3 separate regions of the Mus musculus genome follow, and all the other regions are linked to region 3. Evidence: chromatin loops called from intact Hi-C (ENCODE). Cell type or tissue: heart. All regions are shown on one strand. Each heading gives the region's core, and the rest is flanking DNA. Links, peaks and the distances in the headings are about the cores only. Region 1 overlaps Ehd4 (EH-domain containing 4). Region 2 holds the start of Mapkbp1 (mitogen-activated protein kinase binding protein 1). Region 3 holds the start of Ehd4 (EH-domain containing 4).

Evidence for each region. Peaks named below come from ENCODE experiments on the same cell type or tissue, not always from the same donor. Only the 100,000 strongest peaks of a DNase experiment are listed, where the experiment ranks them.
Region 1: a loop joins it to region 3, with 2.8 times the contacts of the local background. A loop is called at or near these places in 19 of 42 quality-filtered maps.
Region 2: a loop joins it to region 3, with 3 times the contacts of the local background. A loop is called at or near these places in 3 of 42 quality-filtered maps.

The regions. Positions count from the first base shown.
Region 1 is chr2:120,092,842-120,102,795 of GRCm38, reverse strand. Ehd4 (EH-domain containing 4) reads left to right here. Exons shown (of 6, transcript NM_133838.4): 4 at 364-776; 5 at 5,669-5,833. Among named protein-coding and RNA genes, the nearest start is that of Sptbn5, 8.9 kb to the right of the region's middle. In heart, for the core only: CTCF peaks have their summits at 8,337 and 8,537 (motif pointing right); DNase peaks (open chromatin) are centred at 2,715, 3,805, 4,715, 8,595 and 1 weaker place; H3K27ac peaks cover 6,095 bases.
Region 2 is chr2:119,971,596-119,981,549 of GRCm38, reverse strand. Mapkbp1 (mitogen-activated protein kinase binding protein 1) reads right to left here and starts at 8,851. Exons shown (of 30, transcript NM_011941.3): 1 at 8,382-8,851. The coding sequence starts at 8,498. In heart, for the core only: no CTCF peak of the experiment used is centred there; no DNase peak of the experiment used is centred there; H3K4me3 peaks cover 855 bases; H3K27ac peaks cover 348 bases.
Region 3 is chr2:120,149,397-120,159,350 of GRCm38, reverse strand. Ehd4 (EH-domain containing 4) reads left to right here and starts at 4,776. Exons shown (of 6, transcript NM_133838.4): 1 at 4,776-5,111. The coding sequence starts at 4,876. In heart, for the core only: a CTCF peak has its summit at 1,534 (motif pointing right); a DNase peak (open chromatin) is centred at 4,710; H3K4me3 peaks cover 2,809 bases; H3K27ac peaks cover 3,005 bases.

The DNA.
Region 1 (9,954 bases), core at 711-8,710, 56 kb after region 3:
TGGACTAAAAGAAATTCCTCCATTCCCGTGCTTGCCAGACACCATGGAAACTGCAGGTGGCCTCTAAGCTTCTTCATTGCAGATGTTTTCTGAAAAGTGAGACTCGTCCAAAGACCAGCCCTGTAGCCCATGGTCTATAGTGTCAAGATCAGAGGTCCATTGTGCCACCTATCCAAGACCTGTGCTGGGTGAAGTCAGAGTCAGGAGTGTCAAGTGAAGTTGTCTCCAGGAGACCTCATGTGAAATGATTTTCAGGTCATAGGCTCTGCTGCCACAGATTCAGCCCTCTTTACTGGAACTCTGTCCCCCAAACTTATGTCCCCCAAAGTTGTCAGCATACTAACAGACCTTTTTCTCCACCAGGGTATGACTTCTGCCAGGTCTTACAGTGGTTTGCCGAGAGGGTTGACAGGATCATCCTGCTCTTTGACGCTCACAAATTGGACATCTCAGATGAGTTCTCAGAGGCGATCAAGGCCTTCCGGGGCCAGGATGACAAAATCCGAGTGGTACTGAACAAGGCTGACCAAGTGGATACACAGCAGCTGATGCGAGTCTATGGGGCCCTCATGTGGTCTCTGGGCAAGGTCATCAACACACCTGAAGTACTTCGAGTCTACATTGGTTCATTTTGGGCACAGCCCCTGCAAAACACCGACAACCGCCGGCTCTTTGAGGCTGAAGCACAGGACCTCTTCCGAGACATCCAGAGCCTGCCCCAGAAGGCTGCAGTGCGCAAACTCAATGACCTCATCAAGCGTGCAAGGTTGGCCAAAGTAAGCATGAGATGACAGACTGGGCACTGGGCTGGTATTGGATTACACTGCTAACCCTTGTAGGATTGGGCAGCTCTATCCCAGAAAGTTCAAAGGAGGGAGTGTGATTGGTGGACACCTTTAATCTCAGCACTTGGGCAGCAGAAACAAGTGGATCTTTGAGTTTCAAGGCCAGCTTTGTCTTCATAGGAGTTCCAGGCCAGCCAGGGCTACACAGTGAGACCCTGTCCAAAACAAACAAACAACCCACTATAATCTTACTGTACCTTTAACCCCAACATTCAAGAGACAGAGACAGGGGGATCTCTATGAGTTTGCAATTAACCAGGACTATACTGAGACCCTCTCTATAAACTAACAAACTAAACTTTAAAAAAGCAAAGAAGAGCCTTGGGACCAGGACCATGCTCTGTCCCAGTCTGTAGTCTCAGGCAGGCGGCTGAGACTTTGAAGCCTGGTGTTGGATCTGAAAGCTGGAGCCAACAAGAGCCTTTCACGCAGTGCTTGTGCGATTCTGTGTGACACAGCACTGGGCACAGCACCTGGGCACTGGGTACGATCGGCCAGCGCAGTAACTACAAGGAAACTGTCAGGTAGCATTGTAGTAGGATGATGAGATCTCAACTGGTCCAGTATAGGAGAGGTGGCATTGCCAGAGCCAATGGGATGCTGGAAAATCATCACTAGGCACTGTGCGTTTAAGGGTGAAACCCAGAACTGCTAGAAGCTGCCCCCAGCTCCACAAGCTGCTGGTTCCCTTTCTTACACCCCACGGCATGCATACACTTTCCTCCCTCTGTCACCAAACTAACCCCAGGACAGGGTTCTAAGCCACTTGGTTCCAGTCCTGCAAGGCATTGCTCTAACTAGTTTGTGAAGCCACTTAGCTGCAGCTCTCACTACCCTGGATCGAATGCTTGTTGGCAGGAGGTCTGTCTGGTTTTCCCTGTTTAGTGACCCTTTAGCACATGGTATTTCTCTTTTCTAGCTATTACAAAATCACTTAACCTTCAAAGTATATAAAAGTAAATTATCTTTTTGTTATTGTTTTTGTTTGTTTGTTTTTCAAGACAAAATTTCTCTGCGTAGCCCTGGCTGTCCTAAAACTTGCTCTGTAGACCAGGCTGGCCTGGAACTCAAGAGATTTGCCTTCCTCTGCCTCCCAAGTTATGAAATTAAAGGTGGGTGCCACCACTGCCACCACACACCCGGCTCGCCTAAATTACTTTCTAACCAAAGCTAGTAGCTCTTGTAGACTGCAAATTTTATGGAATTTAGTGCCCATGGACATTTTAAACTTTCCAGTCAGCACTAAGGGGCCAGTGACTACACGTGCAACTAGCTATATTCAGTCATAAACAGGGAAAGAGTGGGATGTGGTGGCTCATCCCTTTGATCCCAGCACTTAGGCAGGGGCATGCAGATCTCTGAGTTCAAGGCCAGCAGCCTGTTTTATAAAGCAAACTCCAGGACAGCCAGGGCTACACAGAGAAACACTGTCTTGAAAGACCAAAAGAAGAGAGAGAGAAAGAGGGGGAAGAAGGAGGAACGGAAAGAGGGAAGTTGGAAGAGAGAGAGAGAAAGAATATGAATATGAATATGGAAAATGCTGAGTACCACAGCCTGTAGTGCTCCCTGTCATTCCTGAGCCCTTGGAGCAGACCAGCATGGCCTAGGTTAGTAAGGCACAAAATGCCTCTGTGTTCTGACACTGAATAATGAAAACCCTTGTGCAGATGTAGGGGGTGGATGGTCAAACTTGCTGAGCTAACTTATGGGAAAAGAAATAGCATATTCTCTTCTTCCTAAGAATAGTATCTGGCTTGTTCCTTTTCACAGAGGAAAATGTTTGAGGCACAGCTACTTCCATCTCCAGCTCCACAGTGCCATTTGCACGTGACATGTCGCAACCCCAGCTGAGCATCAGGACAGGAAGCTGCCTGGGCTGGATAAGAAGCAGAACTGAACTCAGTGACCTTGGGCCCTAAGGTGGCACAAGCTGTGGGTGTTCATCAGAGCTGTACCCCTATCCCCGCAGCTGCAAGGTTGTGTTCCATTTATGAGCTTGGCCACTCATTCTTAAAGAGGCAAGGGACAGGCTGTAGGTGAAGCTCAGCAATAAATAGAGCAGGGCCGTGGCTCTGTCCCCAGCCTGGGGGAAAAGAAGAAAAAAATTCTATCCACAGGGGACCAGACTAGAGGGTAGGAAAATGCTGGATCAGATAGCATGTGTAAGTGTCCTGTGGCTGCTTTACCATAGGCCTAGTGACGTAAACAAGTTCTCTCTACAAACCAGAAGTCCAAAATCAAGACGTTAGTAGCTCTACACATCCACTGATGCTGTCCCACTCCTCTCCTGGCTTCCGGGGGGCTCTGGGGCTCATGTTTTTATTTTAATCATTCACAGTGATGTGAGATTTTAATAATACAAACAAAAAGCCTGGGAATTAAATGATTTTGCTGTTTTTCTATTTTTATGTTGTCAATGCTGTCTTCAAAGGAACAAGAGAGCTTCTCGTGGTCTGGGCGAGCCTTTGCCTCCTCACCTTTTGTCAGGTGGGGAGGCAGCCTGCCAGAAGTCTGTTTGCTCTGAGATGACACACAAAGCTTACTGCATGATTCCTCAGAGAAAGCTATTTTAGGAAAGCCCAGATACAAGTTTGGGAAATAGAATTTAGTTTTATTTGTCTGTAAACCTGTGCGGATCTCAAACTTCTCTTTGGGATAGATGGACAAAAGCCAAAAGTGAATCAAGTTCACTGTCAGACCCCATCCTGCACAAGGATAGGAAAGACTCCCACCCATGTGGAAAGCTTACTCAACAAGAAAACAAAGCGGCTTTTGAGGAAGGAGCCGGTGAGGACGAGGAGAGCTCAGGGACTCTCAGGGTCACTGCAGCTCTGTGGAATTTAGTTAGCTCTCCAAAAACGTAGTTTCCTCTTAGTCACATGTAATGTACAGGGCCTGGCTTTCCTGCGTGCAGTGTCAAATTCCTTCTTGGAGAAGTTTGGCATTCTGTAGCTCATCGGGTTGATAGAGGCTGAAGTGTGTGAAAGTCTCTGTGTGGTGTGTAGTGATGAGCCCGTAAATGCTTATCCACTGCAAGGCTTTAAAAATAGCTCCATCCTTGCTTGGGCTTTGTGGATGTCAGTGCTCAAGCCTATATATGGAAACCTGCTTCTCTGAAGGCTGACCTCAGATGCCTCGAAAGGCCCCCTTAAGTCCTCCTTAAGGCTGTTAGAATCACATGTGTTATTAGAACCAGCTTTGATCTGAACAGAATAACAAGCCCTTGCTCAATAGGACTTGGCTGCATCCTCATATATTTTCGTTTCACATATTTTCACCTTAAAAAATTATCTTTTGGGTTTCTGGTTTATTATTGAATTCTTTTAGCAGGGGCAAGTGAGAGATAGGTCTCACTCAGTAGCCCACACTGACTTGGAACATACTGTGTAGCTCAGGCTGGCCTCAACCTGTGGCAATCCTCCTGTCTCAGGATCCTAAGAGCCGAGATTACAAACGTGAATTACCATGCCCAGCACTAACTGAAAAACATTATTACCACAAACCCACAAACAGTCTGGATCGGAGCAGAGGTATTTCGGACAGTTTGTTGTCAGTATGTGGTGTGACATCATGCTTGGTGCCAAGTACACGTGTTGTATGTTCAGAACCAAAGTTGCCATGAAGTCACACAGTACTTCAGGGGCAAGTGAGCACCTCAGGTTCTTCACAGGCTTGGTTGTGCGTTCATTTTTGGTCATGCATTCAGAAAGCTTTAATTGTTGCCAATTTTATTTCAGATAACCCCAACATTCAGTTAAACAGCCACTGTTTAAGAAGCTGGTCCCTAAGCAATAGTCATACAGCCCAACGCACGCATCTGCAGATGGCCCGTGTACGCTGCTCGTGCTTGCCCTGCTGTTCAGATCCTGTTGGCCCCGCCCATGTGCACACATACCAGAGGCTCTCAGCTGAGAGATGGCCCAGATCTGCTCACTCTCTCCAGCTTCCTCCTTCTCTTAGATGCTAACGAAGTCTGTTTTCTTTAGTAGCATTTTCCATTCTACGTAGTTAATTTGTAAATCACTGCTCCTTTTTTTTATATTTATTATTATATGTAAGTACACTGTAGCTGTCTTCAGACACCTCAGAAGAGGAGGTCAGCTCTCATTATAGATGGTTGTGAGCCACCATGTGGTTGCTGGGATTTGAACTCAGGACCTTTGGAAGAGTAGTTAGTTAACCGCTGAGCCATCTCGACAGCCCCTGCTCCTTTTTTTTTTTTTTTAATATCCTTTCCTATCTTAGTTATTTGGTGTCTGAATTACTCTGTACATTTAAAATTCTATAAAGAAAACTTTTGTAATGAATACAACTTACTGAGCTGAAGTTGGAAGTAAGTGGAATAATGGGACTGTAAGGGAAGGGTGTGACAAGCCAGACAGCCCTGCTGGGGATCGCTTGCCCTTAGGGGCGTTTCCTCCCCAGAGAGCTTTTCGTCCAGCCTGGTCACAGGCAGCTGGTCTCATACAGAAGTTACTTAGTGCCACCTGTGGAGATGACAGCATTCTGCCCCTTGAGGCGTGCCCAGTGGTCATTCTTACTTCGTTGGGACCCCTTACCCAGTCTTGGACACTGGGGTTCTCTCTGCTTACCCTTCCTGTGTAGTCTCAGCATATGTGTTCCCCCTGGTTCCTCCTTAAATCCAGCTCTCGGATTACCTGGTCCAGGCCACTCTCTGGAACTCTGGAAGTGCATTCTAGCTGCCCTTAGGCTGCTTGGCTCCTCATCTTCTCTTGTGGTTGAGGATCAGAATTGTGCATGGAATGGGGTCTCATTTATCTCTTGTCTAAAGTGTGATATGCTCATCTGACATATCCCCTCAGGTCCACGCCTACATCATCAGCTACCTGAAGAAGGAAATGCCAAATATGTTTGGAAAAGAAAATAAGAAGCGAGAACTTATCTACAGGCTCCCGGAAATCTATGTTCAGCTGCAGCGAGAATACCAGATTTCTGCAGGGGACTTCCCTGAGGTCAAGGCCATGCAGGTACTGGGAGACGCATAACAGTGTCAAGAGGAGGTTGTAGAAACTAGAGTCCTTGCCACATTGCCTAGCTGGTTACATCTGCACAGGCCCACAGTCCTCCCTATAAAGCACATGACAGGAGCTCAGAGGCACGCAGCCACCAGCTGTACAATGTCACCTCTTTTTGTCTCTTCATATCTAGTAGAGATGTGGGTTCCCAAAGCATGTCTACAGGTAAATGATTCCGCAGTCACAGAGTGGGGCTTGTTGGGGCCCTGGGTCCAGGAAGATTGAAGAATGTATGGCATGCCTGTGTGGGGAGTCACTGTGCTATGGGAATATGAACTCACAGAGTCAGAAGAAGCTAAAGACTAGGTTCGTATGTAAATCTCCTTTCAAACTTGGTCTCAATATTTAAGAAACTGATAGGTGGATAGGTTTCACCCTGAGACCAACGGTTGTGTTACTGCATGGCAGAGAGTAGCTAAAGTGAACGTGTGGCTAAGGTTGGGACTCTCTTCCCCACTGGCCTCGGAGATGAGGAAGAAAGGAGTGGGCAGCACAGAGGTGAGGTCAGCTGTAATAAATGAAACGCTGACGTGGCCAGTGCGGGGAAACGGATGAGACTCACTGTTCTGGTGACAGCTCCTTATGTCTGCAGTCAAGGCAAGTGCTTCTGCTATGATCTGGTCGCAGGATCTAGTCAAATGGTTGGTTTTTAATTTTTTTTTAAAATTTATTCTTATAAAATACATCCACAGTCTCCCCTCCCTCCTCCAGTCCCCTCCTCTCCTCCCACCTCCACCCCCAACCCCCACCCCAGTCCACTGCTTTTCCATTTCTTTTCACAAAACATCAGGCCTCTCAGGCTATCAACTGAACACAACATAACAAGATGTAATAAGACTAGGCACAAACCCTCATATCAAGGCTAGACTAGGCAACCAAGTAGGAGGGAATTTGTTTTATGACAAATACAGAGATATATTCTTTTCCTTTCTAGCAATAAAATGGGTGTTCTGTTCGGAAGAGGAATTTCTTTTTCTTTTTAAGATTTATTTATTTATTATATATAAGTACACTGTAGCTGTCTTCAGACACACCAGAAGAGGGCATCAGATCTCTTTACAGATGGTCGTGAGCCATCATGTGGTTGCTGGGATTTGAACTCAGGACCTCTGGAAGAACAGTCAGTGCTCTTAACTGCTGAGCCATCTCTCCAGCCCAAGGAAATTCTTTTTTTCTGGCCACAAGATAACTAACTTGAGGTGGTTAGTTGTTTCCCAGAGAGTTTTTTTTTTCTTCCTTTGAGACAGGGTTACTCTGTAGCCTTAGCTGGCTTGGAACTCAGAAATCTACCTGCCTCTGCCTGTTAGTGCTAAAATTAAAGGTGTGTGCCTCGACTGCCCAGCTGAGACTTTCTTTTACACCTTAGGTTATGTCCCGCACTCCATGGCCCAACTGCAGAACAGCTGTTCCCTTGCACCCTTCATAAAGGAACTTCAATTTGGAAGGGAACTTAGTATCTTGGCTTAAATGAAAAATACCCATGTGTGTCATGGTGCTCATTAGTGATACACTGCCCAAACCACAGAGTGACTGCTCTAAGACCCGGAAGCTCCACTCCATCCCTCTGGGCCTCTCACATGACCCTAGGTGGGCTCCCATAACAGAAATAGACCCTGAACCTGTATCTGTCTGTGCACATTAACATGGGCCTGTTGAGGTAAATCTCCCAGGTATGCCCCGGCAATGAAAACACACCACAGTTAATATGGATACATGCTGTGCGCCTAGACTGGGCAGATCTCCCGCTACACTACCACCGTCTTCCACATCTATGAGACCCCTTAGACTTGTGGTTTCTCCAGTTCCCTGAGGTGCTTCTGCTCCGCTTTTCTTTTTCCTCCTCTACATCCTCTCCCTCTTCCATTTTCTCCTTCCTCTCTCCCAACCTTCTGCTCCACCCTTCCTTTTATCTGTCCAATCATCAGCTCTCCTTTATTTCACAAATTATGGTGGGAAGCAGGTTTACAGGAAATCACCTGAGTGCTGACTCAGTCCTTGTTCGAAGCCACTCACAGGATAACAGAGTTAACATAAATATAATTAGCCCCAGGGCTCTCCACAGCATTTCCCCCTTTCTGTCCAATTACAAGACTATTTTGTCTCAGATATAATTGAACATAACTATTATTATTTTGTAATTTATAAAGTACAAGAGACCTAACACCCAGTCCATCATCTTTGTTAATTAAACAGAACCTCTGTCATCTATCCTTACTTAAAAGACTTATAATTCTACATCTGGCTATGCCTTGGCTTTAGATTGAATGCCAACTGAAAACCATCCTCTCAAAACTCTTCCTATCAAAGTAAAAAGCCTGGGTTGGCTAGGAGACTATGTGGTTTTTCAACCCCATCAGAAATCCAAGAACAACTGATATTAACTGAAAATATATAGGAAGCCTAAAACAGCTTCCAGAACTTAGCCAATCCATAGAGATGGCTGATCACCTGGACAGCCCCTTACTTCAACACATGTTGCTCTGTGTCTGTCTTAAAGGAATCTGGCCTTTTACACAATGACTGTCCTGCCAGTTGAGAACACTAGAAACACCATGCTGTTACTGCACACTCAGTTGGCCTGAAGAGTTTACCCCCCACCCCACCCCCAACACCCCCCTCCTCTCCGGGGGATGAGTTGCACTGCCTGAACAGCAGAGGGCAGCAGAGCCATCATCTCCCTTGCTCTGCCTTATCACATGCTTGAAAACTGCTGAGGGGCAACAGCTTGTCCTTCACACCTCTGCTTGGTCTGTGAGGACCTCAGGGACCAGTTTATTTCCTGTGTGCTTTCTGGGCAGACATAGCTGCTGTTTTCTAGTCATTCCTGCAGAATTGTGGCTGTTTGCTCTTTGTTTCTTCATACAGCTGCCATCAGAATTCCTGTCCTCTGCAGGCTGGCAGTTTGGGCAAATGTCATCCCCACATGGCTGTTTGCCAGACACAGGTACCCTGTGTGCTCAAGACTGAGAGTCAGTCCCCAAGGATGGGATAGGTGTCCCTGCACCCAGGGTAATTCAGACTCCTTACCCAGGCACTTTGGAATGTTTGTGTAGGAAGGCCCTCTATCCCTCCTCAGCAGCTGACTCATTCGCCCTCGCTGTGACACTGTCAGCAGAAGGGCTGAGTACTGGAGCACTGTTTGTTGCTGATGGTGGAGGTGATTAGAATCCTGTGGCTCTAATCAACCAGCGAGCACGCAGGACCTAGAACCAGAACTCACTGTACATAGCAGGCCTGCCTGTTCCAGGGCCCGGCCAGGTGCAGACAACTGGGTTTCATCACAGCAGGTTAAATGCACAATGCTGGCTGCTTGCAGGTGTTGGGAGGTCCATTCTGAAGACACAATAGGCTGCTCTGTCCCCTCTACAGTCTAAGTGCTAGGGGGCGGCTCTCCTTCCAAATGTGAGCTCAGAACTCCTGCCCTGCCGCACACCCTGGAGATCACAATTTTTGTTCTCCTACCAGAGAAATATAAGTCAAGGTTCAGGGAAAGACCCTGCCTCAAACAAATAATCTGAGAGCAATAGAGGAACATAACATGCCTGACAGCTGCCCCTGGCCTCTTTGCACAGGCATGCACCTACACACACACACACACACACACACACACACACACACACACACAAGATACACACATACATTCACACACTCTTTCTCAATGTTTCTGCATTTACTTGGAAGACCATTTTTCATTAGATCTTTAAGTGTGCTGATGTTAAGCCCTAGGTAGTTCTCCCTGTTCAAGGCCAGAGAAAGTTCAACTATAGTCCCATGTCACGGTAATGAATAAATGAGGTCCTAGTTACCTCCCGGAGTGCCCAAAGAGTCATATGTGTTTGAAGGAAGCAGCTTCCCTTAACTTCAGACACCTATGTGATATCCCTTCTCCCTTCTGATTACTGGGTTTCTCCTTTCTACTTCATGTTATCCTTTTTGCATGGCTCTTTTGAAAGTCGACACTGAACTCCTGGTGTCTTCCTCCTGTTTGACCAAGGTTCCTTTAAAGCAGAGCCCATCCCTGGGCCTGGGAGAGCCTGATGTATATCCGTCGATAACGGCAGTGATAAGAGGTG
Region 2 (9,954 bases), core at 902-8,901, 180 kb after region 3:
TGGTCTTGAAGACAGGATGATCTTGAACTCCCTACGTCCTGTCCACCCCCACTTCCCAAGTGCCGGGATTACAGATCTGCGCCACTCCACCAAACTCTGATAAAAATGTGTATCTAAAACAAAACAGAACAAAAATAAAATGAAACAACACATCCCCTCCACCAATGGGCTGGAAAGATAGCTCAGCAGTTAAGAGCACTGGTTGTTCTTCCAGAGGACCCAGGTTCAATTCCCAGCACCTACACAGCAGCTCACAGCTGTCTGTAAATCCAGCTTCAGGGGGTCCAACACCCTCACACGGATATTTATGCTGGAAAAACACCAATTCAAATAAAACAAAAATAAATAAATCATTTTAAAAAACCAAACCTCACCTTCTCCAACCTGTACACTGTACACTGGCTATGGAAATTCTAGACGTTCTTTTGAAGATGAAGATTCCCTTGGGAGGGATACAGAATAATGATTACATTTGGGCTTTGGAACTATGTAAGTCAAGGTTTGAACTCCAGCTCAGCTACCTAGTATCCATCTGAAGTGTCATCAGTTTCCAGCATGTATGATGGAAGCAATTATTCATGATATACCATTATGCTTCATAAATTCTTCTACATGTTGCATTTCATATATTTGTAGGAGTTTTGTTTCTCTGTTACATGCCAGCACCTCTAAGGGACCAGGCGAACATATAAGGAGATGGAGCAAGCACCGCTGAAGTGAGGCAGCTCTCAGACGGTGAGATGGTAACACCTCATCAAGGAAAAGGAGTGCTCACACCCCAACCAGAGGGGAAGCTGGCTCCCGGGACAGCTCAGTTTATTAGACCAAGGCCTTAGGTTCCAGCCGGAGCACCAATAAAAAAGCAACATTTCCAAAGAACACCAACCTCTCTTCTCACGAAGCCTCTAAAAGAGCATTTGACAAAGTGTGAGTGTGTGTGTGTGTGGGGGGGGGGGGTGATTATCACCATATGACTGCACTAAGTGTGCCAAGACTTTCAAGTAAATTTAAATTTCAACTATGAATGAAAAAGAAAGGAGAGAAAGCATCTTCAGCCTCATTTCAGTGCTAGGGGAGGATGAGACATGTGAGCTTAAAATCTAGTCTTTGGGGCTGGCGAGATGGCTCAGTGGGTAAGAGCACTGACTGCTCTTCCAAAGGTCCTGAGTTCAAATCCCAGCAACCACATGGTGTCTCACAACTACCTGTAAGGAGATCTGACACCTTCTTCTGGTAGAAGACAGCTACAGTGTACTTATGTATAATAATAAATAAATCTTTTTTAAAAATCTAGTCTTTAACAAATGCTTGTTTTACAGACTAGGAAAAAGCCCTACACACTTCTTCTGTTGCAGTGAGAGGGAGTAAAATGTACTCCCAGGCACTCTAAGAGGAGACTGCTCTGTGAGCCCTACTAAGTGTCCTTCAGAACCTGGGTATGAGGTAATGAACACAACTGGTGTGGTGAGACTCTCCTACCACCAGCACACAGCAGGCTAAGGCAGCAGAAGGGCTGTGAGTTTGAACCCAGCCTGCAATACTCAGCAAGGATTTGTCAAAAAAAAAAAAAGTAAAAGAAAAAGAGAAAGAAATAGACAAAGAAAACCAAAAGCAGCACTATATGGGCTTGCTGTTACAAGGGCAGAGTAAGGAAGGATGTGAAAAAGTCTCAACACTTAAAACTTCAAATCCTAAGAATCCAACACCTCACATAGATATTTATGCTGGAAAAACACCAATTCATATAAAATAAAAATAAATCATTTAAAAAACAAACAAACCCCACCTTCTCCAACCTGTACACTATACACTGGCTATCAAAGTTTCTAGATGTTCTTTTGAAAATGGGAGATTCCCTTGGGATGGATACAGAATACATAAAAGTGACTGTCATGCTCACTTCTATTCTCCCTTAATCCCTGCCCCCTTTCATTTTTAAATTTTAAGTAGGAGATAACAGAAGTTAAGGGTGGGAGTGGCACAAGCCTCTGATCCCAGCATTGGGAGGCAGGGCTGAGGCAGGAGAACTACCATGGCTAGCCTGGCCTACAGAAGAAGTTCTCCTCTTAAGAAAAATAAAGAAGGCAAAGCCAAGCAGAACAGCTGCCATCTTCATCCCATCAGCCATGATTTCAAGAGACCACCACCAAGCTGTCTGCTGATGTCCTCTCCGAGAAGGGTAGAGGGTTAATCACTGCACCTTCCCCGAGATTCCGGCTGCTCCCCTCCCTCTGCCTCCCAGCCACTTTTATGTGACTGCCCTGACTGCATGTGCACTACGCTATCAGAGTGTCTGGAGAGGAGCTGAAGCATACAAGCTGAAGAAGGATGCATATCCTGTGACAACTTTCCAGTATGGCCGCTCTAGGGTCCCCCAAACTCCTGCCACCCCCTCCCCATGCTCTGTAGCAAGCACAATAAGCTCCCCAGGGTCAACTCTGGTGAAATGTGACTTTGCTTTGTCACTGGAACTTTATAAGGAAGGAGTAGATACAGTTGATGTCTCCCTAGGGAGGGAATTCTCACAGCAGTAGAACAGTAAACACCAAAGAAGGTGGGTTAGCCTGGGCCTGCACTCGGTGAGAGCTGGGGAAGCGCTGTGCAAAGGAGGCAGGCAGAAAACTCTGTGCTCTGCACTGAAGGAGAACTAGGAGGCTTAGCTTGTAGCAATGCAAACAGATGTCTAACATAACAAAGCCTATTGAAAACACTGTAGCTTTTCCCCCTAACAACACTAAACATGAAGTAAAACCAACAGATACTCTAAGGACAGCTTGATAGTCGATGTTCACAGAGAAGCTTAGTTTAAATAAACAGTTCTAGATTTCAAGCCCTGGCCTGCTCTCTGAGGGGCAGTGATAACAGTTCCCAGCCCAGCTGGAGAGTCAAGGGGTTGGGGATGGCAGAGAATCAGGCTTCTGCCTCACATCTACCTGTGTTTCCTCATTCATCAAGAAATGAGAACACACAGGAGACAAATGGAAGTGATGGGAGAGAACTCCAAGGTCTACTTGGTAGGAACTTAGAATCCAGTGGGGTTGAGGGAGGGCTTGGGGACACGTGGTGGTAGAGTGTTTGTCTAGCCTCTGGGCTTAATCCTGGCATTGAAAAAAATACCAAAGGCTGATCCAACATGATAATGTGGCCAGAACAGCAAAGCGAGGGAGAGACTCTGGAGAGAGTGTAGCCAAGGAGATGGGCAGAGCCCCTGGAGACAACTCAGACTCTGAAGAGGCCAGGATATTTTCAGACAAAAGGGCAGAGGTGAGGAGAATCACTTCAAAGGCTAGTGGCACCGAGGGAAGATGATCCAAGCCAGGAGGGCAGCACTGCTCATACAATCTAAGGATTTCAAGACACTCCATAAGCCTTAACACAGAACACTCCACGCCAGGCACGGTGGCGTATGCCAACAATCCTAGCTCTGGGGAGGCTGAGGCAAGAGGGCAGAGTTTAAGGGGCTTGGGGGTGAGGCTCAGCTACTGGCCCTAGACCTCTATTCTTGTTCATCTGTCCCAAGTGGAGAGTTTAGAAAGTATATATCAAACAATGAGATCTGTTCATTCCTAGGTGTCCTAAAGTGAGCTGTTCCTGGAATGGTGAGACATAAAGCTGGCCTGGGCTCATCAGATGGTATCATCTAGTTTCCTGCTCCTGATGGCAAGGGAAACTCCTGGGAACTGTCTTTGTAAGACAACAACTGACTCCATAGGTCTGACCTCACAGCAGTGCAATTCTGGTAGATACACACGGCACATTCTGTGCAGCTATGAGTCTAGAAGACAGACAAGAATAAAAAACTATTGATGGAAAAGAGCATATGTCCCAGGCTGGACTGCTGGACTGGGATATAAAACCAACTTAGGCCAGAGGTTCATAACAGACGGTGGGCTTCTGACAGAACTTAATACACACCCAGCTACCAAACTCCACTCCATGGGGCTCTGCCTCCACACAGTGAGAAGGGCTCCTGAGAAAAGGGTTCTTTTCCTTCTCTTTTTGAGATGGAATCTCATATAATCCAGACTAGTGTCAACTGTCCACGTGCTGGGACTTTGGGTGTGTGTTGCTTTGCTTGGTTTATATGTGTGGGGGACAGGGGATGGGACTTATGGTGTCATGCATGTTAGGCAAGCACTCTACCAACTGAGCTGCATCCCCAGGCCGCAGAATACTTATTTTTAAAATGTTAATAATCTGAGGCCCTACTAACCACTCTCCCAGGCAGTCAGCACCAAACTAGTCTTTGATTCACAAAGGCTTTGAAAATAAATACAGCTCCCTCTAACAAAAAGGCAGAAGAGGCTTTTCTATACTAATATCTGGGCTCAAAAACTAAGCAAAGGCTGATCAGATTATTGCAGTCTTTGCTCCTTCATGAAACCTACCTACACATCCTTCTTAGAGCTACCGTATATTAAAAGGCCCAGAGTAAGCCCATGTAATCATACAGGAGAGAACAAGAAAAGCTGTGCAATCATAAAACTGGGCTACAAGAAAACCGCCTTGCCTGGTGTTATCAGAGAGAATAATATAACCCACAGCAGGTTAATAGAGACTAGGAAAGATGGCTTTTAAAAAGACCCTTTAGCACAGGCAATCCTTTTGTGTTCCTAACTTCAATCTTGCCGGCTCAGCCATTTCTGTCCTTTGTAAAAATAGAACAACTCAAGTTGCATCTATACAAAAGTCTTCAGAAGCTTCAGGAACAGGGGGGAGAGAGAGGATTGGCTACCAAGAGCACACACATTTCTTTCCTGAAGAAAACGCAGCCTCAGCTGAGATGAGAGGTGGGGAACACCAAATGTACAGGATTTGGAATTGAAAGTCACAACGAAGAGAGCTTCAAGTTCTTTCAGTATCTGCAGCCCTGGCATCAAATCTCAAACCAGTCTTCTCCAATTTACTCTATATAGAAACCCCCTTTCCTGTGAAAAGGCTTGATAAAATCTCATTGCTTATCTAATTTCCCTATAGTCATTAACCCCCCCCCCCTTTATTGCTGGCTCTCATCTTGGCTTCAAACCATATTTAACCATGTTTCAATGGCTCCCTCCTGAGTAAAAAGCCTGGAATAAGCAGTGCTCTCTCTATTTCATTAATCCTGGTTCTGATTTTTCAAGAGCTCAGAGCTCTTCCTGATCAGCTCTTATTCTTCTGCACGTCCGCATTCATCTGCACTGACACCTCTATCTCAACCCTGTACTCCTTTCCCACTCACTGTCTAGTTACAGTGTCCTCACAGTGCGCTGTGAAAGGGGTAAAGAACATGAAGACACAGGGGCTGGAGAAATGGCTCAGTGGTTAAGAGCACTCTCTCACTGCTCTTCTCAAGGTTCTGAGTTCAATTCCCAGCACTCCCATGGCAACTCACAACTTCAGATGATGTCTTCTGGTATGCAGATATACACTCAAAGTGCCTATATTATATAAAATACACAAATAAATAAATCTTTAAAAAAACTGAAAATGGGGCTGGAGAGATGGCTCAGTGGTTAAGAGCATCAACGGCTCTTCCAGAGGTCCTGAGTTTAATTCCCAACAACCACATGGTGGCTCACAACCACCTGTAATGGGATCTGATGCCCTCTTCTGGTGTGTCCGAAGACAGCTACAGTGTATTCATATAAATTAAATAAATAGATCTTTAAAAAAATATATGTTTAGCTGGGTGTGGTGGTGCACGCCTTTAATCCCAGCACTTTGGAGGCAGAGGCAGGCGAATTTCTGAGTTCGAGGCCAGCCTGGTCTACAAAGTGAGTTCCAGGACAGCCAGGGCTATACAGAGAAACCCTGTCTCGAAAAACCACACACACAAAAAAATATGTTTAAAGGCAGGTGCACAGAGACACTTCTGACTCAAGTAAAAGGGCAGCACCGATCTCCTACTTGGAACGAGAATGTTTAATGGTGATGCCAGAGATGTCTTCCTTTACTGTTTTCCTAGAGTGACCCTCTCTTACCTCGGGACTCAGTTCAAATATCCTTCTTCTGTGAAGTCTTTCCTAATTTCTTTCCCCCCGTAATCCCATTAGTAACTCAGTGCATATTTCTACGGCAGCACTTACCAAATCTGGTCGTCATTACTTGTTCACATGTCTAATTAGCTACAAGCTCCTTGGTGGCAAGGATAATGTATTCTTCACTGTTGGTCACCCTATAGGCACTCAACTTGTAGAACACATTAATGATGACAGATGTGCCAGTCTTTAAGGATGGCCTTGGCATCTTCCAGATTCTAGAGCACTCATGGTAAGTACTCATACCACAAGCTGAACTCCCATAATATACCCTATTATGTTTACTAGTCCTGGCCAGAAAAAGAGCCAAAAGAGAAGAGAAACTTGGTCTAATAGCACTGCCACGAGTCAGAAAGGTGCCTGTTATGGTGGGGCACGACAGCAGGATATGCTGAGGAGAGAGAGACACAGTCAGGTGTTGTAGGGCAGCTGGAGCTATATCGTTAGGGACAGCAAGATGGCTTGGTAGGCAAAAATGCTTTCCATGTTTACTTCCACAACACCACGGCACATGTGTGGCTGCATGCATCCACACATCATGATGTAATGATAATGATAAGTGAAAGGTTTTTTTTTTAAGTTTTATCTATGAGTTTCTAAGTTGGAGTACCCATTCTTCTGTCTCTAGAGAATAGGAACAATTATTAATAAGAATCCTTGCCAGGCGCGGTGGCACACGACTTTAATTCCAGCACTCGGGAGGCAGAGGCAGGTGGATTTCTGAGTTCAAGGCCAGCCTGGTCTACAGAGTGAGTTGCAGGACAGCCAGGGCTACACAGAGAAACCCTGTCTCGGAAAAAAAATCCTTGAAAGGGGCACCAAAGCCAATTATTGCTCTGCTAAGGTAGAGCAACAATATGCTGCTGTCTCTAAGGACTGTGCCCTTGGCAATCCTATGCCACACAGAGTTACTATGTTTATGGGCTCCTAGGAAGACACAAAACCTAATCTGATCCTGTGGGAACAATGCTCAAGACTCCCTCAAGGGAAATCTTGTAAATAAATGTATTCTACTTTTGTATGCCCCAAATTGTGATGAGTCTCAAAACTGAATAAAATATGAGCTGGGCATGCCAGCAATCCCAGCACTCAGAAGGCTGTGGCACAAGTTTATAGTTCGAACCCATCCAGGACTGTGTAACAAGAGCCTGCCTTGAAACAAAACCAAACAAATAAAAAAAAAAGTATAAGGACCAAATCCCAGACATGTATAAGAATGGAAGATGGATGAACGTCTGCCCAGAAGAAGGATGCTGGCATACAATGCTCAGAATGAGCAGTGCCACAAGGACAGACCAGGAGAGCTGCCTTTCTGGCACACACACGTGGCTCCTTCATGTTATCACGAGAAACCAAGACGTTCCAGTTAAAGCAACTTAAGTATCTTTATTTATATTATATTATGGATATGATTGCTCTATCTGCATGTACACCTGCATGCCAGAAGAGGGAGGGCATCAGACCTCATTATAAATGGTTGTGAGCCACCATGTGGTTGCTGGGAATTGAACTCAGGACCTCTGGTAGAGCAGCCAATGCTCTTAACCACTGAGCCATCGCTCTAGCCCAGCAACTTAAGTATCTTAAAGAGATAAACCATTTTACATTTATTTCTTCCCCTGCATATGTGCATGCACATGTGGAGATCAGAGAACTACTTCCAGGAGTTGGTTTACTCCTTCCACCATGTGGGTCCGAGGAATCAAAATCAGATCAGGCTTGTTGGCAAAGGTCTCTACCAGTCCAATCTTGCCAGCCCAATCTTCTACATCTTTGAACATGACAGGGTATCACTATGTAGCCCTGGCTCCCCCTGGAAATTGTTATATAGACCAGGCTGAACTTGCCTCTGACTCCCTAGTGCTGGGATTACAGGCATGCATCACTAAGCTTGTCAAAAAATTGTTTTGCTCTCTTAGATGAAGTGTATTAGTATATTCTTTCTGTTGTACAGTCTGGCATTATAACCCCAACTGTTACACTAATACATTAGTCACAGCTAGGTCCTTTACAGAATATGTGATCTCACTGTACTCTTCTAAGAAGAGAAACTGAGTCATAAAATGTCAACTTGTTTCCCAAGCACACACTTAGTTTAAACTGAGGCCCTGTTAAACCCAGTTTGCCTTCCTATGCCCTTCTTCAAGCCATGGCTGCGTCTCAGCATGCCCACCCACGCCTGCTGTTCTTCCAACTTCAAATCAGGTCGTCAAAGATAAGCGTATATGATCTTTTAAAGCCAACAGAGAAATTTCATTCTTCCACCCCCTTCCTGCCCCTCAAGAAAGAGAAAGGTAAAAAAAAGGAACGAAGTGCAGGAGAGGACAGAGTAGGTAAGAGGTGGCTCCCAACAGGACTCACCTTGGAGCTGAGGTCCTCTCTCCGGTTTCCTGCTTTACTTCTGCGTAATTTGATGGATGGAGACCTCAGCAAGTTCTTGATACGGCTAGTAATGGTTGACCCTTCTCCAGCCATCATAACGAGGAGCCCCTAAGGACAGTCCCTGGCCTAGCCTTTGGACTTGTCTCAACAGCGGTACTGCCTTCTCGTTCAACACAGCCTTCGGATATGCACTTTCACTGGCCTGAGATGGCAGAAGCAACCTTATCATCACAGTAGGTGTCTTCTGCTTGTCACCAACTCTTACTCTGGGCATTGCCCTGCGCTTTCCCACTCCCCATCCCCACCCTAGCCTGCTAGATTTTTTTTTACAAGGGGAGGACGACCCCTGGAGTGAAGAAATGTCAGGCCCACACCTGCCAGAGGCGTTTAACTGAAGAATCGGATGAACTAGTGACCAGTCGGGCGCCGGTTACAGCCCAAGTGTTCCCATGGTAACTGAGGTGTCCAAGGGAGGAGGCCTCCGAAGCCACTGGGCAAGGGGCCGAAGCACCGAGCTGGCCGCCGGGCTCACGCTGGCCCGAGCCGATGCGAGAAGCTCCCTCCCGCACCCGAGTCTTGGGAGCTCCGTTTTAGCCCCCCACACCCACTGCCTACTTCAGAAACCCTACTACTCGTCAGCGCCCCCGTTCGCTGGGGCCCAGCTCACAGCGCCCTCCGGCATCGCGATCGACGGCTTCAGCTCTGCTGCCGCAGCCGCAGCAGTAGCTATGGTGGCACCAGCGGCTCAAAACGCGAACTAGAGCCTGGGCCGAGCTGCGCTGGGAGGGCGGGGCCTAGTAAAGGGGGTGCGGTCTGTGGCAGATTGGTTCCCGATTGGACGACTGATGCCTATGGGGGCGGAACCAAGGAATGAACCAAGAACGCAGAGGTCTCGGATTCTGCACAGTATAATTGTGGGTACCGCTCCTAAAGGAAGGTCAATGTAATATTGCTTTAGAATTGAGAGAACCTGGCCTTTTACGGTATTATCAGGCATGGTCCTCTTAGAGAACTTTGATAACCACGCCTCCAGGCCTAAGATTGATATTTGGTGGGCCTAGGAGATTACGGCTGAAATTTAATTCCTAACTCATAAAAAAAAAAAAAAAAAAAAAAAAAAAGGAGGGGGGGGGTTTGGGATGCTGCCAAAAGAACTCCTTTCCATTCCAAGTGCTGGGATTTAACGCAGTTGGAATCGTTTCTGATTCCGGCCAGCCTAACACAATGACTCACGCAGAGTAACTCAATTTACACACTTTTGAACTTAATCTATCAGTGATGGAAGACTCAAGCCTCAAAATAGAGCCTTAGGGTAGGTTGTGAACTGAAAAGGCACCCATGATATAATCCATCATTTCCTTAGCTGCCAACGTCCTTATAGCATTTAACAAGAAATACTGTTAACAGCATTAACAGTATTTTTGCTACTCCAGATCTTTTCTGTCTTTTCAAAAATTGCAAACACCCCTAGGGCTGACACCGATGTCAAAGTTTGCTGCTATCAGGTTTTGTTTGTTTTGTTTTGTTCTAGCTCATGGAGATAGGGGAAATA
Region 3 (9,954 bases), core at 1,090-9,089:
TTTTTTTTTAAACAGAATTGTATAGCACAGCAATTTCTGGACATGTAATGACACTCACTGTAGAACTGCAAGTCATGGGATTAGCTTGTAAAAAAAAAAGTTGGCTAGTTGGCTTCAAATGAAAAGTTTGGTGGAATTGGAGCTGTTTAGTGGGAATAAAGCAAACCAAAGGATTAGCACCATTTATAAATGGACGTAAGATGGTGAGGGAGAGGACTAGTCACCCCTCCTCTAAGTGAGGGACTTAGCAAGAGCAAGAATGCAGCTGCAGGAAGCAGAAGGCAGGAGGGAAGGCCAGGCAGCCCTGCCTTCAGGGTGGGGGTGGCAGGGAGGCACCACAGGACTTCCTCTCCTGTTTGAAGGCCTAAAGGCAGCTCATTTGTCTTCCTTACTTTCCTGCTTGTAAGACAAAAGTGTGATTGTTCTGTAAAGTTTGAAAAATTCTAAAACCCATAAAGAGAAAACTAAAGTTATCTTTTCCCACACTCTGGGAGCATTACAATTTGGGAGCTTATTACTTCTATTTTTTTCCTTGGGTATTTAAAAAATTTTTAAACAAAAATACAAAAATCCACTTAAAAACAAAGTTTTAAAAACAAACAAACAAACCAACACTATAAAGGGTAAAGACATGGCTCAGCAGTTAGGAGGACCAGGCTCAATTCCCATCACCAGCACCAATGGTGGCTCACATTCATCTATAGCTCCAGTCCTCGGGCGGGGGCTGGACACCCTCTTTCTGGCCTCTTTGCATGTGATGCACAAACATAATACAAAAACACCCACACATATAACATTAAACTAATTTAATTTTTAAGAAAGGCCTTGGCTCAAAAACAAAGCAAAACAAAATACAACACAATACCATACAGCACAAAATTCATCTTAGCCATTTCTAAGTATACACACAGCTCAGCAAGTGTGAGCACTGCACATTATTGTGCAACAGCTCTCGGTAGCTTTTCCAGCTAGCAAAATGGAAACTCTATACCCACTGAACAATGCCCTGTTTCCTCCTTCCCGAAACTTCTGGTAACCACCACTGAACTTGACTTCTTGTTTCTATGAACCTGACTACTTCAGAAATCTCCAAGAAAGTGGCATCCTACTGCAGTCACCTCTCTGAGGCTGGCTTCTTCACCACGGGATAGCTCCAAAGATTCACCCATGCTGCCCCATGTGGCAGGGCTAAATAATAACAACCACCACACTGTGCTCTCCACATCGCATACATGAACATTCAAGTTGCTTTTGCCTCTTGGCAAATGTAGATAATGCGGCTGTGATCATGGATGTGATCATGGATGTGCACATGCCTCCTTGAGACCCTGTTTTACATCCCTTTGGATGTATAGTTATATTATACTAATTATATATTATAGTAATTCCACTCATATTTTTCTGAGTAACTACCATGCTGTCTTCTATAATTGCATGTGTATTTGCTTCTCTAATCTATCTTTTCCACTTTAAAAAAATATTTTTTTATCTGTATGGGTGTTTTCCTATATGTCTATAAACCACATACATGCAGTGCCCTTTGAGGCCAGAAGAGGGCATCAAATCCCCCAGGAACTGCAGTTACAAATGGTTATGAGCCACCATCCGAGTGCTAGGAATCAAACCAGCATTGTCTGCGAGGACAGTCAGTGCTCTTAATCACTGAGACATCTTTCAAGTCTCTGGTTATTTTATTGTTTTAGACAGAGTCTCATAGCCCAGGTGGTCATGAAGTCCAGAGCTTCATACATGCTCAGCAAACACTCCACCACTGAGCTACAATCCAAATCCAAAATTCTTCTTATATAATACAATGTTCAGGTACTGCATAGGAAACCGCTGTTTGTTTAAATTTGTGAGGAGAGAGCTAGTTGCAGCTTTACAGTATTCTAAATGATAATAACCATATTCTCAGATAAAGTTTTATATTCATTATTCCTCTGGGTAAATAACTCCAGGATAGTTTCTTCAAAATGAAATTCCCGAGTCAAAAATATATGAATATTTTGCAACTCATTAAAGAATGGTTGACATATAATCAACTGTATGTATTAAAAGCACATAATTTGGGGGTCTAGTTAAGAGCATTGGTTACTCTTGCAGAGTACCTGGGTTCAATTCCCAGCACCCACTGGTGGTTTACAACCCTCCATAATTCATGTTTCTGTATACAGAAATCCTACTGTTCTCGAACTATATGTGGATAGTGTTTTTTGTTGTCGGTAGTGCAGATAGAACCCACTGCTTCATGCATGTGACGTTTCTAACATTCTAAACTGATTCTATAAAAGATTTGCTTAGCCAGTCTCAGCGGCATATGCCTGTAATCCCAGCACTTGGGAGATGGAGGCAGAATGCAGAGGCGTTCAGGGTCATTTGCAGGTGTCTAGTGAGTTTGAGGCCAGCTTGGTTGTATAAGACTCTGCTCCAAAATGAAAAACAAACACATTTTGAATTATCCACTAAATTATCTATTGTGTTAAAAATCAGTTGACTATGTATGTGTAGGCCTCTTTTCGGACTCTGTTCCATCGATATATTCGTTCATCACAGGTAATGATGATGTGTTCTGAGAAATGCATTGTTAGGCATTGTGTAAACACCATGGAGTGTACTCATACAAACTAAAACATGTCATAAGTCAAGATAAACTTACAAAAACTTGTTGCCTGTGGCTGAAATATCATTAGTTTATGTTCATTAGATAATTTTTGCATTAATACCACCGGGTCTTGATTTTCAAAGCTTTATTAGTCTTGAAATTAGGTAATATAAGAATTCCATTTTTGTTATATTTTACATTGTTGTATTTATTCTGGGAACTTCACATCCATCATGTGAAATTGAGAATCATTTTGTTAAGTCTGACTAAAACAAAAACCTGCTGAGGATTGCATTAAACGAATTGGGGAAAATTTTGTATCTTAATGTTGAGTCTTCTGGTCCACGAACAGGGTAGGTATGGGCAGTATGTTCAGGTCTCCATTTCTCTTAGAAATATATTTTGATTCTCAGCATATAGATCTGGTACATTTTATTTAGATTTAGCACTAAACATCTCTTTGTTTGGGTGCTATTCCAAGGCATGCAGATTTTCTACTTGAATGTCCAATTGTTGTTTCTAGCATGTAGATATATCTGGTTCTTGTAGCTAGAAACTTCACTAATAAGTTCACCTCCTAGAGACAGCAGCTTTTGGTCTGGATATACATAGTTTAGTGATTCTCCTACTAAAGGCCATCTTGGTTGTTTCCAAGTTTTAGTGACGAACAAAGCTGTCATAAACACCCTTGATGCCCTGCAGTGGCGGTGCATGCCTTTAATCCCAGCACTTGGGAGGCAGAGGCAGAGAGGCAGAGGCAGAGAGGCAGAGAGGCAGAGAGGCAGAGAGGCAGAGAGGCAGAGAAGCAGAGAGGCAGAGAGAGAGAGAGACAGAGAGAGAGGGGCAGAGAGAGAGGGGCAGAGAGAGAGAGAGAGGGGCAGAGAGAGAGGCAGAGAGAGAGAGGCAGAGAGAGAGAGAGGCAGAGAGAGACAGAGAGGCAGAGAGAGAGAGAGAGGCAGAGAGAGAGAGGCAGAGAGAGACAGAGAGGCAGAGAGAGACAGAGAGGCAGAGAAAGACAGAGAGGCAGAGAGAGACAGAGAGGCAGAGAGGCAGAGAGGCAGAGAGGCAGAGGCAGAGGCACAGGCACAGGCAGGCCGATTTCTGAGTTCGAGGCCAGCCTGGTCTACAGATGAGTTCCAGGACAGCCATGGCTACACAGAGAAACCCTGTCTTGAAAAATCAAAATAAAAGTAAAATAAAATAAAATAAAATAAAAATAAACAAATAAATAAAAAACCCAAACCAAACCAAACCCCACCACCACCACCACCAACAACAAAACCACCCTTGCTGCACTGGCAACACCTGAACGATCTTTAAAATGCAATTTTACAACTACTTGCTGAATCAGCTCTGCATTTCCACCAAGTTCAAGAAGTCATTCCCACACAATCTTTCTCCAAACTTTATGCAGACAAGAATCATCTGCAGGCATTTGTTGAGCTGCATCTCTCAACATTTTATTTGGTGGGTCTGTATCAAGAACTAGAGACCTGCATTTTAACAAGCCTCTTGGGTTATTCCTATGCAGCTGGCCTCATTGGCCACACTGAAAATGCGCTAACACTATTTCTCGCTTAGGATACACAGGTGATGGTCAATTATTTCTACTAGTGTCTAGCAGAAAGAGGCCTTTAATTGATCCAGAGTTGAATGGAGGCAGAAGTGTCTGCGCAAATAGATTGAAGTCCATTTTCTCTCCAATTTTTGCCAATTATATCGGTGAGCCTGAGTATCTTCGACAGTAGTAAACAGGGCAATAACCTGCCCCAGGAAAAGGAACTTGTCTGTCAACTTTCTGAGTTTTCTGTCCCCAGTATCCACGTCCGGAGACTTGGGATGAGTCGAGTTCCAGGAGGACAGCCTCCGGTGGTTCATTCTTGCCAGCTCAGACTTGCCCGGAAGCCAACGCCACCTGGCCAGAAGGATGTACCCGGGTAGACGCGCCTGTGTCACCCCGCCTGGACTACACCCTCTCCGGGATCAGCCCTCTAGACCGATGCCGTCATCAATAATTCAAGGATCGCCTTTCCATTGGCTAGAGCTTCCACCCAGTCGCTGGCAAACGCCCAATGAGGAAGGACCTGAGATCGCTGCTGAATAATGAGCGCGCGCCCGTGACGCAGCGGCTGATGATTGGTCGTTGCGGCAGGGGGCGGACCCAGGAGCGGGCGGCGGCGAGAGCTACTGTCGGGCACAGAGAGCGAGCGACGCGGGTTCTGGGGTTCTTACTGAAGTGCGGCGGCGGCGGCGGCAAGTTGTGGGGCGGCAGCATGTTCAGCTGGATGGGGCGGCAGGCTGGCGGGCGCGAGCGCTCGGGCGGCATGGACGCGGTGCAGACGGTGACGGGCGGCCTGCGCTCTCTGTACCAGCGCAAGGTGCTGCCGCTGGAGGAGGCGTACCGCTTCCACGAGTTTCACTCGCCAGCGCTGGAGGACGCCGACTTCGAAAACAAGCCCATGATCCTGCTGGTGGGCCAGTACAGCACGGGCAAGACCACGTTCATCAGGTAATTTGCCTCGTCGGCTCGCTACCCCTCCGCTAGCGCACGGCCTGCCCTCAGGTTACACTCCGAGCTTGGTGGCCCGTCGCCTTCCCGGGTCCCGTTTCCCAAGGCTCCCTCCCCTGAGACCGGCCCCCAGCGCGCTGCGAGCCCCTTCCTTGCTGTTGCCAAGGCCTTCCTTGAGCCTGTCACCCTGGCCTGGGAGTGCAGGAAAGGGAGAGAAGGCAAGGCTCATCATTAGTGCAACCTAGTGCTGAAAGTGATAATGAAGGAATGCGGCTCCTAGGTGGAGAGGTAACCTTCCAGCACAGTGAGAATGAATGAACGAACGAACGAATGAATGAATGAGTGAATGCCACAGTAGGAGTATTGCCATGCCCTAGGTGCCACGTTCCGCCACAGCGGCGGGGCTGCTATCATCCAGCTTTATGGTCTATAGGAAGTTAGCCTACAGTGTAGCTGCCTCACCAGCCTGTGGACTGAAGGGGAGTGTCAGGTTACTGTTTGCTAGTTTCCATTTCTTCACCCTTGACAAACTGAAAATATTTGTCACGGTCACTCTGTCTCCGGAAGCAATAACCGGCTTGCCCTGCAGTTCCAACCACACAGCTTCCTCTAGAGTGACTCGATGAGAAATAATTTACAATGAAACGGACTGCTTTTTAAATGAGGCGTCTATTTCCCTATCTTTGGGAAGAATCGACGTTCAAATCCTTATCAGACGAAGCAAAGTGACTGAACATTTAAGATCTGGATCCTGAGTTTTGGAATTAGAACACTCATCATCATTTGATGTTCAACAGGTGTTCAGAAAACTGCATCTGTCTTGGGGACATGCCATTTCTTTTAGGTATGACCTCCTTTTTTTCCCCTCCTGTGACCTAAAGAGTTCCAAAAAAATAGAAAAGTTGTCACTACAAGAAATATGTTAAATCCAGGCCTGTAGATACACTGTGAATGAACTCAACAAAGGCAATACACTGTAGTTTGAAATGTGAACGAAGAGAGGGGGAAAATAATGTTGAAATTATTTCATGTAATGCTTTTAAATTAGCTGAAAACAGTGTTGAATATGTTAACTCAGAAATGAACCTAGAAATATTACAGTAACTGACAGATGCAAAGGGCTAGTTGAGATGGTGCTTGCCTGTAATCCAAGGACTGGGGAAGCTGGATCATGGTTATTTTGCCTTCCAGGCCAGCCTGGGCTACATAACGCAATCTAGGATAACCCTGACTAGACAACAAAAGACCGTCTTCAAAACAACAGCAATAAGAACAGCAACAAAACCTAGGAAACAAAAACAAAATAAATGGCAAGCAGGTGGTACATTAAGGTCTTGGTAGTCGCAGTTGTGAATTATCAGGATAATATTACAGGAGTGAAGAGAGAACTTTTAAGCTTAGAGCAATAAGAGTATAGCATTTTAAAATGTACTGGTGGCAGATACACAGCAGTCCCACCATTTCCTCCTGTACGTGCCATGGGCCTCACGGTACCTATGCATAATTAGGGAGCCTTTCTTGATTCTGTACTGACCTAGCCTGAAGACAGTGCATTCCTCTGACTGTAGCCTGACTCGTAAACAAGCCTCAGGTAGGAGAGTACAACGCAATTCTCAGGAAGGTGGAGCAATCCTCTTTCCCCGCCTCATATTATTTTGTTATATTCTCATTCTTCTGTGCTTCAGTTTTGAGAAGCTTTGTGGGAGAGGGCTAAAAGGCAGGTTCTGAGATTTGACTCATGGCTCTACTTCTTTTTTTTTTTTTTTTTTTTTTTGGTTTTTCGAGACAGGGTTTCTCTGTATAGCCCTGGCTGTCCTGGAACTCACTTTGTAGACCAGACTGGCCTGGAACTCAGAAAGCCACCTGCCTCTGCCTCCTGAGTGCTGGGATTAAAGGTGTGCACCACCACGCTTGGCTTATGGCTATACTTCTTAAGCCCTTTTTAGAGCTGGAACTCAGTAGAAGCTGCAACCCAGGGAGGAATCACCTTAGCTGGGAGCTTGGGCCAGTGGCTTTGCTATTCCACAAAGGGCCCAAAGTGGACCTTGGGGTTAGAAGAAGATACTACAGACAGGAAGCTGGATGAATCTTCACTTGTGGCATCTGAAATTGGTTTTAGAGAGCAGTAGGGGGAAGTGATTGGTTTCCAGGAGGAAAACAGTAAACAGAGGGCACCTGTCCTGGAGACTTGGCACTTAGAGAGGTAAACAAAGGAGATGTCCATGAGAGCTGGCCTTCTTGGACCTTGCTTTAGTTAGGTCCTGGCTAGGGACCTGGGTGCTTTGCTTCTAGCTGGAAGTACTAAGTGTTCACAGAAACTTGGGGAAGGGGCTTATCTATGAAGTCACTTATTCTTTTCCATTTGACTAACACAGGAGCCACGGCATCATGGAGGGAAACATTCCTCTTTATTGTAAGCCATTCATCATAACCTTTGATTATGTGTCTTACTCCCACAAACTTTATTTTTCTCTCTTGTTTTGGAGAAAACAGAAGTCACATTATATGCGCTGGACCAGGACAGTCACAGAAGTGAGGCAGCTAAGTGTGTCCTTCATTTTGATGGAAAGTTTTCCAGGTAGAATGCCTGAAGAGCCTGGGGTAGTGAGAAAATCTGCTCACCCCTGTACAGATGCTCACCAAGGGGGGGGGGGGCAAGTGCCAGGAAGAGGGTAAATAAAGAGTGAGGTTGAAGTTAAATGGAAAGAACAGATTGGTAGAATCGCCTATAGATCTTAGCAGTGAAAGGCTGGAGGAAGCTTCAGATGTGGTAGAGATATTTGTCAAAGTCTCCTTAGGGTAATGGTTAAACGGCTGACAGCTCTATTGTCTGGTTATTTTATTTCTCAGAAGACAGGATATATAGTAAGAAGTGTTAAATAGTCTACTTCTGGCTGGCAAGGAAAAATTGTCCAGAGAAGGAGAAGGGATTAGCACTAGTAAAAGTGACCATATCATCTTTGATTTTCATAACTAAGAAAGGGCAGGTGTTGGGCTTATGTCTAAAACTTGGAAAGAAAAAAGTTTCATGGCTTAGTTCCACAGTTAAGAGCACTTCCTGTTCTTCCAAAAGACCCAAACATCCAGAAGATGTTTGGAGTTTGGTTCCCAATACACATGTCTGGTGGCTCATACCAGCCCCAGGGAATCCAATGCCCTCTTCTGGACTTCATGGGCACCTGCATTTACATGTGCGAACACACACACACACACAAACACACACAATTAAAAAGAAATTTATTTAGAAATTGATTTCAGAGGCTCTAGGGAAAAAAAGATCACTGGGTCCAGCTGCTATAAAGCAAAATCATTCCACTGTAAAGCTCGGGAGGTGCCCCAGAGATCTATTCAAACTACAGATGGCAACCTTGCTCTTAGGAGTTCTACTTCCTCTCTTGCTCCTGTACTTTGGCATGTTTCATATTATAATGAGAAAAAAAGTGACTTCAGAAACTATGTAGACTGGGCGGGGGCTAGCTCAGGGGTGGTACTTACCTAGCTTGTGTGACGTCCTAGATTCAATCCCCAGAACTGAAACAAACTAGACAGGCTTTAAAGGGGCAGGGAGCAGGGCAATAAAGCAGGAAAAGACACAAGCTGTGTCCAGATTGCAAGAGTAAAACTGTTGGCAGACCACATGGTGTTTTATATTTAAAATATCTTGACAAAAGACAGAAATCTGTTGTATTTGTATAAACATGAGATGAACAGCCTCAAAGTGACATTAAGCAAACTAACCTGTTTGTGATAGCATCCAAAAAGGATGAAGTATTGACACCTTGGAATAAGCCCAACAAAAAGAAAGGCAAGACTTCTCTGCCTGGAAAATTAGAGGCATCACTGAAAGAAGTTAAGGAGGAACTAAATGGAAAAACCACCCAGTACCTGTGGATTGGAGGCCATATTAAGAAGGCAGTGCTCCTGAACTGCTTTCTGTCTCGATGTATGTTATTTCGTGGCCTGGACCTACTATACAGCCCAGGGTGGCCTCAGACTTGTGGTAATGCTCCTACTCCTGCCTCTGGAGTTCTGGGGTTATAGGCGTATGCCACCATGCCTCGCCTGAATTGGTTGTCAGATTCAAAATAATTCCCATTAAAATCTTTGCTTTTTTTTTTTTTTTTAATGTTTGTTTGAGGCAGTAATTGACAGGCTATATCTATAATTTTTAGGATTACAGAAGACAGCTCTGAAAAAGAACAGTTTAGATTTAGAATTTATCATGTAACTACTGAAAATGAAGCAGCGTGCACCAGCAAAGGACAGACAGATCAATGGACCTGGGAACCCCAAAATAGACCTTCATATTTATGGTCAACTGATACTTGATAAGATACGAGTAACAGTTCAATGGAAAAAGACTAGGTCCCTCAACAGGTGCTGGGACAGCTGGGTTCTCGTGTGCACAGGCATTGAAGGGAGACTGTTCACGAGTACGCAGATTCTTTTTGGAGTGCTAAGAGTGCTCTGAAACTGGGTAATGGTACTGATTATAGAACTCTGAGAGTAAACCACACACGGATCTACATTTTAGATGAGTACATTTTCTAGTATGTGAATTGTATTCCAGTTGGGGTTGCGCTGTAGCTCAGCAGTAAAGTGCTTGCCTAGTATGCCCAGGGTCTTAGGTTTAATCACAAGAATTGAAAAATAAAAACAAACCAATAAAAACATTCTTCCAATATGAAGCAGCCTATAATTTTCATCCCCATAATTCTGTAATTAGTGCCTGTCAAATAATTTGTGCATCTGTGTGTGCTAATTAAAAACAAAAAGTGTATTCCAAAAAGAAAACCAAGTAGAAACGAGCTAAAGTAACAAAAGAACAAAAAACCCAAGGGAA